2 separate regions of the Mus musculus genome follow, and region 2 is linked to region 1. Evidence: chromatin contacts called from ENCODE Hi-C or POLR2A ChIA-PET data. All regions are on one chromosome and are shown on one strand. The core of a region is the stretch at or near the end of the contact, and the rest is flanking DNA. Distances in the headings are between cores, read along the strand shown.

Region 1 (4,542 bases), core at 1,946-4,445:
TGTAGAGAAAATTCCTGGTCAGCCTGAATAATGTAGTGAGACAGCAAGAATAAAGCTGTAGATGCATGGGGGCATTGGGCAAGGACCCGCCTGGCATGGGAGGGCCTGGAATTCTATCCACCACAGTGAAAAAACAAAACAAAACTCCCAGAAGACAGCATTCTTTCCTGAGTCTCAAAAGAACACTGTGTCTGGGAGGCTCAGCTTCTTTTTACATATAGTATATAAAAGTATAAACTCTTTATAAAGTGTATACATATTCTAAATGCAACCTCAATTCGTAATATAGAGCAACTGGTCCTTAAAATATTATTCCTTGAGGACCAGGGATTGCCCAATGGGTCAAGACAGCTGCTGAGCCAGCCTGGCAACCCAAGTTCAATTACTGAACTCCACATAAAGGAGGCAGGAGAGCGCAGACCCCATCCAGTTGACCTCTGACCTCTACATATGTGCCGTGTGGCGCTCGCACACCCATACACAGTAATCAATGTAATAAAAATTCTTAAGGGCGGTCAGTGGACAACCTTCAGGAGGCAGAGTTCTCCTTTGTCCTGCAGATCTTAGGGATAAACTCAGTCTTCAGCCCACTGCCGTCGCTGCCTGCAGATTCCCTCATTTATTGGAGATCAGCCTTTTGAGCTACTTGGGCCTTCAGCTGATCAGACAAGACCTATCCACGTCTGGAAAGGCTCTCTGGTTGCTCCAAAGCCGATGGGTTCAAATGTGGACCTTATCGCAATTACCTTCTCAGCAATACCCAGACAAACTTAACACACTCCAGAAAACCATAGCACACTCCCACTGGACCTGATAGCTCTGGTCTGAAATTCTCCTATTCAGGAGGCTGAAGCGGGAGAAACACTAGTTTTGCTCAAGACTAGCTTCAGTAGCTGAGTAAGACCCTATCTCAGAATTTATTTTTTACACTGTAGGTCAGGGAACCTGGAGGTATGGTTCAGTGGTAGGGTGTTTGCCCAGCATGCAGGCAGTTCAGTCCTCAGTACCACAAAGAACAGCAGAAATGGAGTTCCCACTGGCTGCTTCTTACTTATGTCTGTGTGGATGTGGCCAGGCACTGGCTTGACAAAGCACATGTGTAAAGGTCAGAGAACAGCTTGTAAGAGTCAGTTTTCCTTCTCCTGTGTGGGTTCTGAGGATTGAACTAGAATGGTCAGGCGTGGAGCAAGTGTCTTTACCCGCCTAGCCATTTTACCGCTCCCTCCCCAACACTTTAATGGGACCAGGCACGTAGCATTAAGTAAAGCAAAATCTTTCTTCAATTCCCCTTCGACCCTTCAAGAGGAAATCTTGGCTTGGCGCTAACACATTTGAAAACTTCCCATCCACACTTGGCATCTTGTTTAAGCAGAGAACTAGCTGGCCTGGCACTTGGACCTTCTTCAGCAGTGAGGGATTTGTCTGGATGCCCATAGGTGGCCTTGCTTCTATGTGACTCCCAGCGCGCTTTTGAGGGCTTTCCTTAGTGAGCAGATGCTTCCTCTTATAAAGCTGCAGGCTTCAGAAGTGAGCAAATGTCTGACTGCTCATTGCACAGTACTTGGACATTAGGGACAAGATGTCCTGTGGGCAGATGTCCATGTGGGCCCGCTAGGGTGATTCCTAAACATCCCTGTTGTCCCCATGACAGCTGCCTGTTCCCCGTCCTCCTAAAGATGGCCCAGATGGTTTACTCTCCTGGTGACTGCCCTGCAAGGGTACTGGGCAAATAAAGTTGGCAGTGGGGGAAAGCCGGGAGATGGGAGAGGGGATTCCAAGGAGTTTATGCAAAACACAGCTATAGGTCCAAAGAGAATGACAGCAGTGGCCCAGGGAACATAAGCTCTGGTTGCCCTGAATGATGCTTTCCAGTGGAATTGGTTACATGAGCTCTTTGTAGTCACAGAACAACAGGAGGTCACCAATCAAGGCATTTTTTCCAGATACACTGGTGAGGGTGGCAGATAGGTACCAGAGGTGAGCTCTGCAAGAGGTCTCACTGTCTGCTGACATCCTCGGATCCTGTGGTTGGTGGCTGCCACTCTGGCAAGCTTGAATGTTCCAAGAGGATTCACCTGACAGTCACAAGATGTCCAGTCTAACACCCATGAATTGCTGTCAGGAGGACTAAAGACAGAGCAAGGTAATCTAGACTCACCACATTCCAGCTCTCTACAATCAAGGTGCTCTCTCAGTCAGCCTCGTGGATCTTTACCATGGGTGTGGCTTTGTTTGTGGTACTTCTGCTCTCAAGGGTCTACTTCCTGACTGGTGATGACCGCAGGCCCATAGCATAGCCAGGAGCCAGCTCTGATAAGATCACTTTTATCTAACTATCTCCCAGTAGTCCCAGAGGTGGGTATATCCATGTCACCCGCACTGTTTTTGAATGAGGAAACCAAGGCACAACAGTTATACAATAGACCCATTCAGTCTACCCGGCTCCAGTCTGTGGCTGTCTATTATTATTATTATTATTATTATTATTATTATTATTATTAATTATTTACTATACAAGTCTTTGGTAAACCTCTGCTGGTGTCAATCTTGCTGTATAGCCAAGAATGGCATCGAATTCTTGATCCCCCTGCCTCAACTTTCCAAGTATCGGGTTCTTGGGCATGTACCACTATGTATGTCCAGTCTTATGTGGTGTTGAGGATCAAACACAGATCTTTGTGCATGCTAGGCAAGTGCTGTACCACCTTAGCCACATCCCCAGCCCAGCCTGTGTCTGAACCTCCTTTTGCAGGAGTTACTTCCTGCCACTGGACTGATTCATGGCTCCTTCCTCTATTGACTTACTAGTTAATCAGATGGATAGCTGGTTTCCTAAATGAGCTGCCTGCAAAACCCATCTATAGAAGTGACAGCTCTTGTCCCTTATGAAAGAGGAAGTGGCCATTAAAAGGAATTCATATGGGATTACTTCCAAGTCACTAATAGTAAGTGCTCTAGAATGAAAAGAACATTGCTAATGGGTGCATGTACTGGGAGCACCCTGAATCTGGGGCTCACCCACCCCTAGGAACCCCTTCCAAGCCAGCCCCCACCACACACACACAAATACCTGTAAGCACCCTCTGTGGGATGCCTGCTGGGTTTATTGAACAGTGTTAATTACAGGAAGCCCCTTGGGTGCCAGGGGTGAGCACTGTCATTGTCTGGGGCAGGAAGCAGTCACTGGTAGAATAACAGTAATTATTCAACAAGTATTGTGTGTGAGGTCATCTGGCTGTGATACTTGTCATCCTGGATTGTTGAGGGTAGTTTTCTATGATAGAGGAGGGCTGACCTCCACACTCAAGGGTTTAGAGTAACTGTGCTCCCTGCTAGAACCTCCACAAGTATTAAGCATTAAGTAAACTTAACAAGTATTTGCGAGCAGCCTTGCCACTGGGGGAGATGTGAAGTGGTTTCTGTCCTTGAGGAACTCTGACTGGAATAAAGCAGTGTTGTCTCTGAGTATCCATCAGCTCTTGCTGTATAAAAATCTTCCCAGAGGGTAACAACTTCAACAGAAAACTCGGCTTTTTTGGTTTATGATTTCCCAGGTGGGCACTCTGGGCTGTGTTCAGTTGGGCTCTGGGAAGGAGAGAAAAGTTAGGGTTTGAGCCTCTGTGTACAGCTAGGGTAGGGATGTCTTTTCTAGAATAGCCTGTCTTTGAACCATGTGGCCTATTATACTTCAGCTAGCCAGTCTGACCTTGTCCAGGCCCTCAGGACAGAGGACAAGGAGTGGGGACATATGCACCTCTTAAAGCTGTGGGTCAGAAGCTGGGCAGCTTTCTTTCTGCCACTTTTTGTAGATAAACAAGTAGCCAGATCAGCTGGGGTTCCGTGGTGGGACGGATCCTGCACGGCTGGCTGTTACTTTTACATTCCTGACCGAAACAGCTGAAGGGGAGAAAGGTCTGTTTGACTTATGATGTCAGAGGGATTTCAACCTATGGCGATGGGGAGGGCGTGGCAATAGGAGTGTGTGGCCCGGGTTCCTTGGTCTTAGTGGACTGGGAGGCAGGCAGTATGAAGGAACTCAGGAAGGTCAGGCTCTCATCTTCAAAGACTCACCCCTCCTTACCTCCTTCCAGCCAGGCCCACCTCCCGGATCCCACAGTGTGGGACCTAGTGAGTAAACGTGCTTGCCACCAAACCTGACAACCTGAGTCTGAGTCTCAGACTTTACACACACTCGTTCCCAAAATTGTCCTTCCACCTACACACACACAGACACAGATACACACACACACACACACACACACACACACACACACACACACACAGACACATAGACACAGATACACACAGACACACACAGACACACACACAGACACACACACACATGCTCATGCTCTAATTTGCTGAAACTATTAACCTTTTCCTTCATGTACATGAGGGACTCTGGGACTCTGGTCTCTCTCTCTCTCTCTCTCTCTCAATTATAATCAAATTATAATATTTTTCTGTTTCCTTTTCTCCCTCTAAACCCTTCCGTATGCCTCTCCTTGCTCTCCTTCAAATCCATGGCTTCTTTTTTCACTA
Region 2 (4,476 bases), core at 1,876-4,375, 66 kb before region 1:
TTGTGCAAATCAGAAAACAATAAATTTGCAAGGTTGCACAAAGCTGGAGGAGGTGACTGCCAGCTGGAGCTAAATCCACTCCTCTGTCCACATTAAACTTCAGTTCCTGGCCTTGGAGGCCTGTGCTGCTGTCACAAGACAAGATGCAGGCAGGCAGCTTTATGAGGCAGGCAGCTCTGCCACATATCCCCCTCCCCCCAAAGTCATCGCCCTGGTCTGTGTTCCACCTGGGAAGAGCAGCCCAATTTTCTACCCAGTAAAGTCCTTTTGTTTGGGGCTGTTGGGGACTACTGCCTTCCACACTGTACAGTGCCAGTCAGTGTCCCAGTGCCAGGATAGAAGCTGGGACTTTGTGCGCGCTCTGCAAGTACTCTGTCTGCAGTTGAATCCCAGCCTATTGCTGACAGGAGACCTAAGTGGGGTGGGGGTGGGGGAACAGGGAGAAAACAGAGACTCCTTAGCTTTGTCTCTGTGGCCAAGGTACAGATGGGGAAACTGAGGCTCGGAGAAGTTCAGGATTAGGTGGTGCCTGTTTAGGTACAGTTTGTCCGCTCCAAGGCCTCTTTTCTAGAAGGTTCATTTGGATTTTGCTGGGTAGGCAAACTGCAGTCGTGCTGATCCCAACCCCACCCCGCTCCCTTCCCAGCTCCACCTGGCAGATGTCCTCTTACTCTTCCTGCCTCTGTCCTTACCATGATGCTGTGAGTCCTCCCGTTCCCAGTCATGTCCCTCTGCCTTGCAAACTTAACCAGAGACTGGTCTCAAACCACACATCAGCCCTGCTTGTTGTCCTTGAACATGCAGGAAAATCGCCTGAGAGCCTTGTTAGCAGAGCCAGAGAGCAGGGTTAGGCTGGGACAAGACCGTCTTTCTCTCCAGCAAGTTCTCAGACGTCAATGGCCTCTGGCTAACATTTTGAGTAGCAAGGTGCTAAAGCAATGGTTTTCAACCTGTGGGTCATGACCTCTTTGCAAACCTCTATCTCCAAAAATATTTACATTAGGACTCATAACAGTAGCAAAAGTATAGTTATGAAGTAGCAAAAAAAATAATTTTATGGATGGGGGTCACCACAGCATGGGGGGCTATATTAAAGGTCATAGCATTAAGTTGAAAAACCACAGCTTTAGAGTAGCTGTTCTCTGAATCCCAGCAGCCTAAGGAGTAGCAGCTTTGTAGCACTGAGGGGTCATGACTCGGTTTGTGGTGATGTAGTAAGTTACAAACGAATAGGCCTAGGGCTAAATTCTAGCCCCTACCTGGTTGTATAAAGTTTTATTAAAACACAGCCACACCCAACTCCACGTACACTGGCAGCCCTCATACTACAAACGCCAAGTTGAGTCATCTGGAAGAGATCGACTTGAAGACTTACAAAGTGTAGCAGATATGATGATGCATACAGTATACATTGGTACTTGGAAGACTGAGGCAAGAGGATCACCCTGAGTTCTAGGCCAGCCTAGGCTACAGAGGTGAGAGGTTGTCTCAAAAAGGAAAGGCTGGAGAGATGGCTCAGTGGGTAAAAACACTCTCTGGGTAAGCCCAACAGATTGGGTTCAACTCTGAGATCTCTGGTTCCCAGAAGTTGTCTTCTCATCTCCCTGTTGATTTGTGTCATGGTTCACACCAGCGCTGCCCCAGTCCCCATAAATAAAATGTAAAAGGAAAGAGGGAGAATCAAAGAGAAGATACCCAGGAACACTGGAGGTTAGCTTGTCCCCAGGATGAAAATGACTTGAACTGGAGTTCCCAGAACACAGTGTTAGGATTCTTACAGACTGATGGCTGATTAGAGCTTTGTGATTGTAAAGTTGCAGACCCAGAGACAATTATCTTGGACTATCTTTAATCCCCTCTTGTCTGACCTAACATCCCTGTAGTCAGCAGGAAGAACCTTTGTAATGGTCCAGCCAAGCAACCCTCTAGCTTCTATGGTCCCTGCGGCCAAGGTGGTCACCAGGCAGTACCTGCAACCAGGAGATTTCCTACCCTGCTGTGACCTGCCAACCTGGTGTTCCCAGCAGTGAGTTGGTACTTGTGACTGTTTTATCCTGTGACTATGAAAAGTCACCTTTCCACCGTGCAGCTTGAACTTATGGTTCCCAGTCCATGGTCCCTTGACATTTAGCTCAGAGTCAACCATATCTTAGTCCCCTATAAGCAAGCAGCGGGCTTGTGCCACCAGTGAGGTCCTCACTTGAGTCTGAAAGCAAGGAGCTGTGGGGAAGGCAGGCGTGCGCCTCAGAGCTCAGGAGAAAGAGGTCACTTCTTCTCTGTGCTTCGATGCAGCTTGGACTTGGGCTGTGATGGATGAGATGAGGGCCACTCAAACTGGGCATGCCTGCTGAGACCATCAATCTTGATGGAACTCTTTTTTTTTTTTTTTTTTTTTTCTAGACAGGGTTTCTCTGTATAGCCCTGGCTGTCCTGGAACTCACTTTGTAGAACAGGCTGGCCTTGAACTCAGAAATCCACCTGCCTCTGCCTCCCAAGTGCTGGGATTAAAGGCATGCACCACCAACGCCCGGCTTGATGGAACTCCTGAGCATCCATCCACTCACAGACATATCCCGTAACATCTTCACCAGCTCTGTGAACCATCCAGAGCTGCCAATGTAAGAGTTAGCCATCTCATTCAGTCCTCATAGCTACACCTTAGTAGGTTATTGTAATTTTGCCAGTCTAGCAAATGAAAGAAAACACATCTGTCAATTAGGAAGGGCTCTGTAGACGTGGAGTACAGATTGCATTAGGCTCAGAGAGGCTGGGAAACTCACAAGGTCACAGCAAATAAGAACAGTAGCTGAGCTATGGAGCGTGTGTGACTCCAATACTGGTCAGTTTTAGGGAGATGGAGTCATCTGTCCTCTGACGTGCAGCACCAGGGAGGCTTCGGACACACCCTGCCGAGGCTCCCTATTTTGAGTGGCAGGCACCCTGCCTTATGGGGATGCAGAGGAGTGAAAAAGGAATTCTCTCTCCCATGCCACCCTTTCACAACCACTCCCAGCCAGGGCAGGAAAAGCCTGGCAGCTGCCTGATCCAGTGTGCCAAAACTCCTCCCATGGGGTGACCCCCTGGGGACCAATCCCCAGAGGTCCCACCCAGACTCTGGGATGAGCCAAACTGTGCCCTGGAGCCTGTTTCCCTAGCTTTGTGGGAACGGAAAGATGAAAATTCCAGGGGAATCCCTCAGAGCCTGGGCCAAGATGCCAGGCAGCCGTGTGTGTGTGTGTGTGTGTGTGTGTGTGTGTGTGTGTGCGCGCGCGCGCGTGCCCTTGTTTGAGTGTGTAGTATAACAAGGCAGGAGGGTATTAGTCTGGAGAGAAATCTGTTCTTTCCAGAGGGCATCCACTTCTGCTCTGAATGGCTGAAAACTTGAGTAGGCCTTGCCTCAAAGAAAGGGACTCACACATTGGCTAAAGTTCTGAAGCGTTGTTTAATGAGGTGCAACCAGAGCTGCCTAGGCCCCAGCCTGAGGAGGTGATGAAGGGAGCCTGCTGGCATCTGAGAAGGAGTTCCTTAAGCAGAGGGGACAACTTCTGTAAAGGCCCTGTGTGTGATAAATGCCTGCTTGAGTTTTCTTCTTTGTTCTTGTTGAGAACAGCTTTCAGAGTTTAGTCCAGTCAGGACCTGGACTTGTGATCCTCTGAAGTGCTGACTTGCGGATGTACACCACCATACCCTACAACCTGCCGCATTTGATATAAACGTGGGAATAGCACAGCTCTGGGAACAGGTTGGGGTGGCTTCAAAGGAGGTAGAGTGTGTGTGGGTATGTGTACACATGTTACATACATTTAGTAAGAGCTTGGAACTTGAGGCTCTGCATTCTGCAGCATGTGCCCACTTGCCCAGGCTCTCCTCTCCAGAGGCCTCCTGGGTTCTCTGCTTCCTGCCTGGTTGCCTGGAGAGTCTGAGCCACAGGAGAAAGCACAACTCTGGGGCTGGGGCTGGGGCTTGGGGCGGGGGGTGTCCAGTTTCAAAATTGTCTGTACATTTCTCCCAGAAGCTGGAAGCCTGGGGTGGGGCCAATTCCCTTGTGGGAAGCGCCTGTGGGTTCACATGCACAGATAGTAAACAAACTCTATCCTGCTTAGGACTCCTTGCTGGAACAGACAGCCTGGGCTTAGCTCCACATCTCCACCTGCAGCAAGGCAATTAGCCCAGCCCCTTCCTGCTGAAGAGCCTCAGTTTACCTAGTAGTTCTGCACTTCTAAGTCAAACAGGGGTTTCTATGACCAAGTCACCAAGGATTCTGAGAAGTGTCCCATCCACAGAGTCAGAACCTCAGTGGGGCAGAGCCCAAGAATCTCTAGAACTTTGACTTTTACTGTTTAGATAGTATTTTCCCCTTTGAACTGAAGATTCTTCTTAAAGGGAAAGTTTCGTCTACATGTATTTTATCTTGTGTGTATGTATGTGTGCATGGGATGGTGCATGGGTAGAGATCAGAGGACTCAGAGAGCAAGT

What was found. Hi-C counts contacts between places; a loop is a spot of excess contacts on that map. ChIA-PET counts read pairs that join two places held with the same protein, here RNA polymerase II (POLR2A).
Region 2: a map of T-helper 17 cell shows a loop between it and region 1 (2.8-fold over the local background). The contact joins two enhancer-like sites. A Hi-C loop is called at or near these places in 3 of 37 maps with a recorded cell type or tissue (T-helper 17 cell and heart). POLR2A ChIA-PET finds 5 or more read pairs at or near these places in 4 of 5 experiments (Patski and embryonic stem cell).

What each region holds. Positions count from the first base shown.
Region 1 is chr16:10,299,229-10,303,770 of GRCm38, reverse strand. The region is part of intron 1 of Emp2 (epithelial membrane protein 2); the gene reads left to right. Among named protein-coding and RNA genes, the nearest start is that of Emp2, 12 kb to the left of the region's middle. Within about 2 kb of position 3,195, at least 1 of the 3 ENCODE cell types and tissues checked has a DNase peak (open chromatin) inside an H3K27ac peak, as active enhancers do; it is heart, where a contact is called at or near this core.
Region 2 is chr16:10,365,365-10,369,840 of GRCm38, reverse strand. The region is part of intron 5 of Tekt5 (tektin 5); the gene reads left to right. Among named protein-coding and RNA genes, the nearest start is that of Gm41419, 3.7 kb to the left of the region's middle. Within about 2 kb of position 3,125, at least 1 of the 3 ENCODE cell types and tissues checked has a DNase peak (open chromatin) inside an H3K27ac peak, as active enhancers do; it is heart, where a contact is called at or near this core.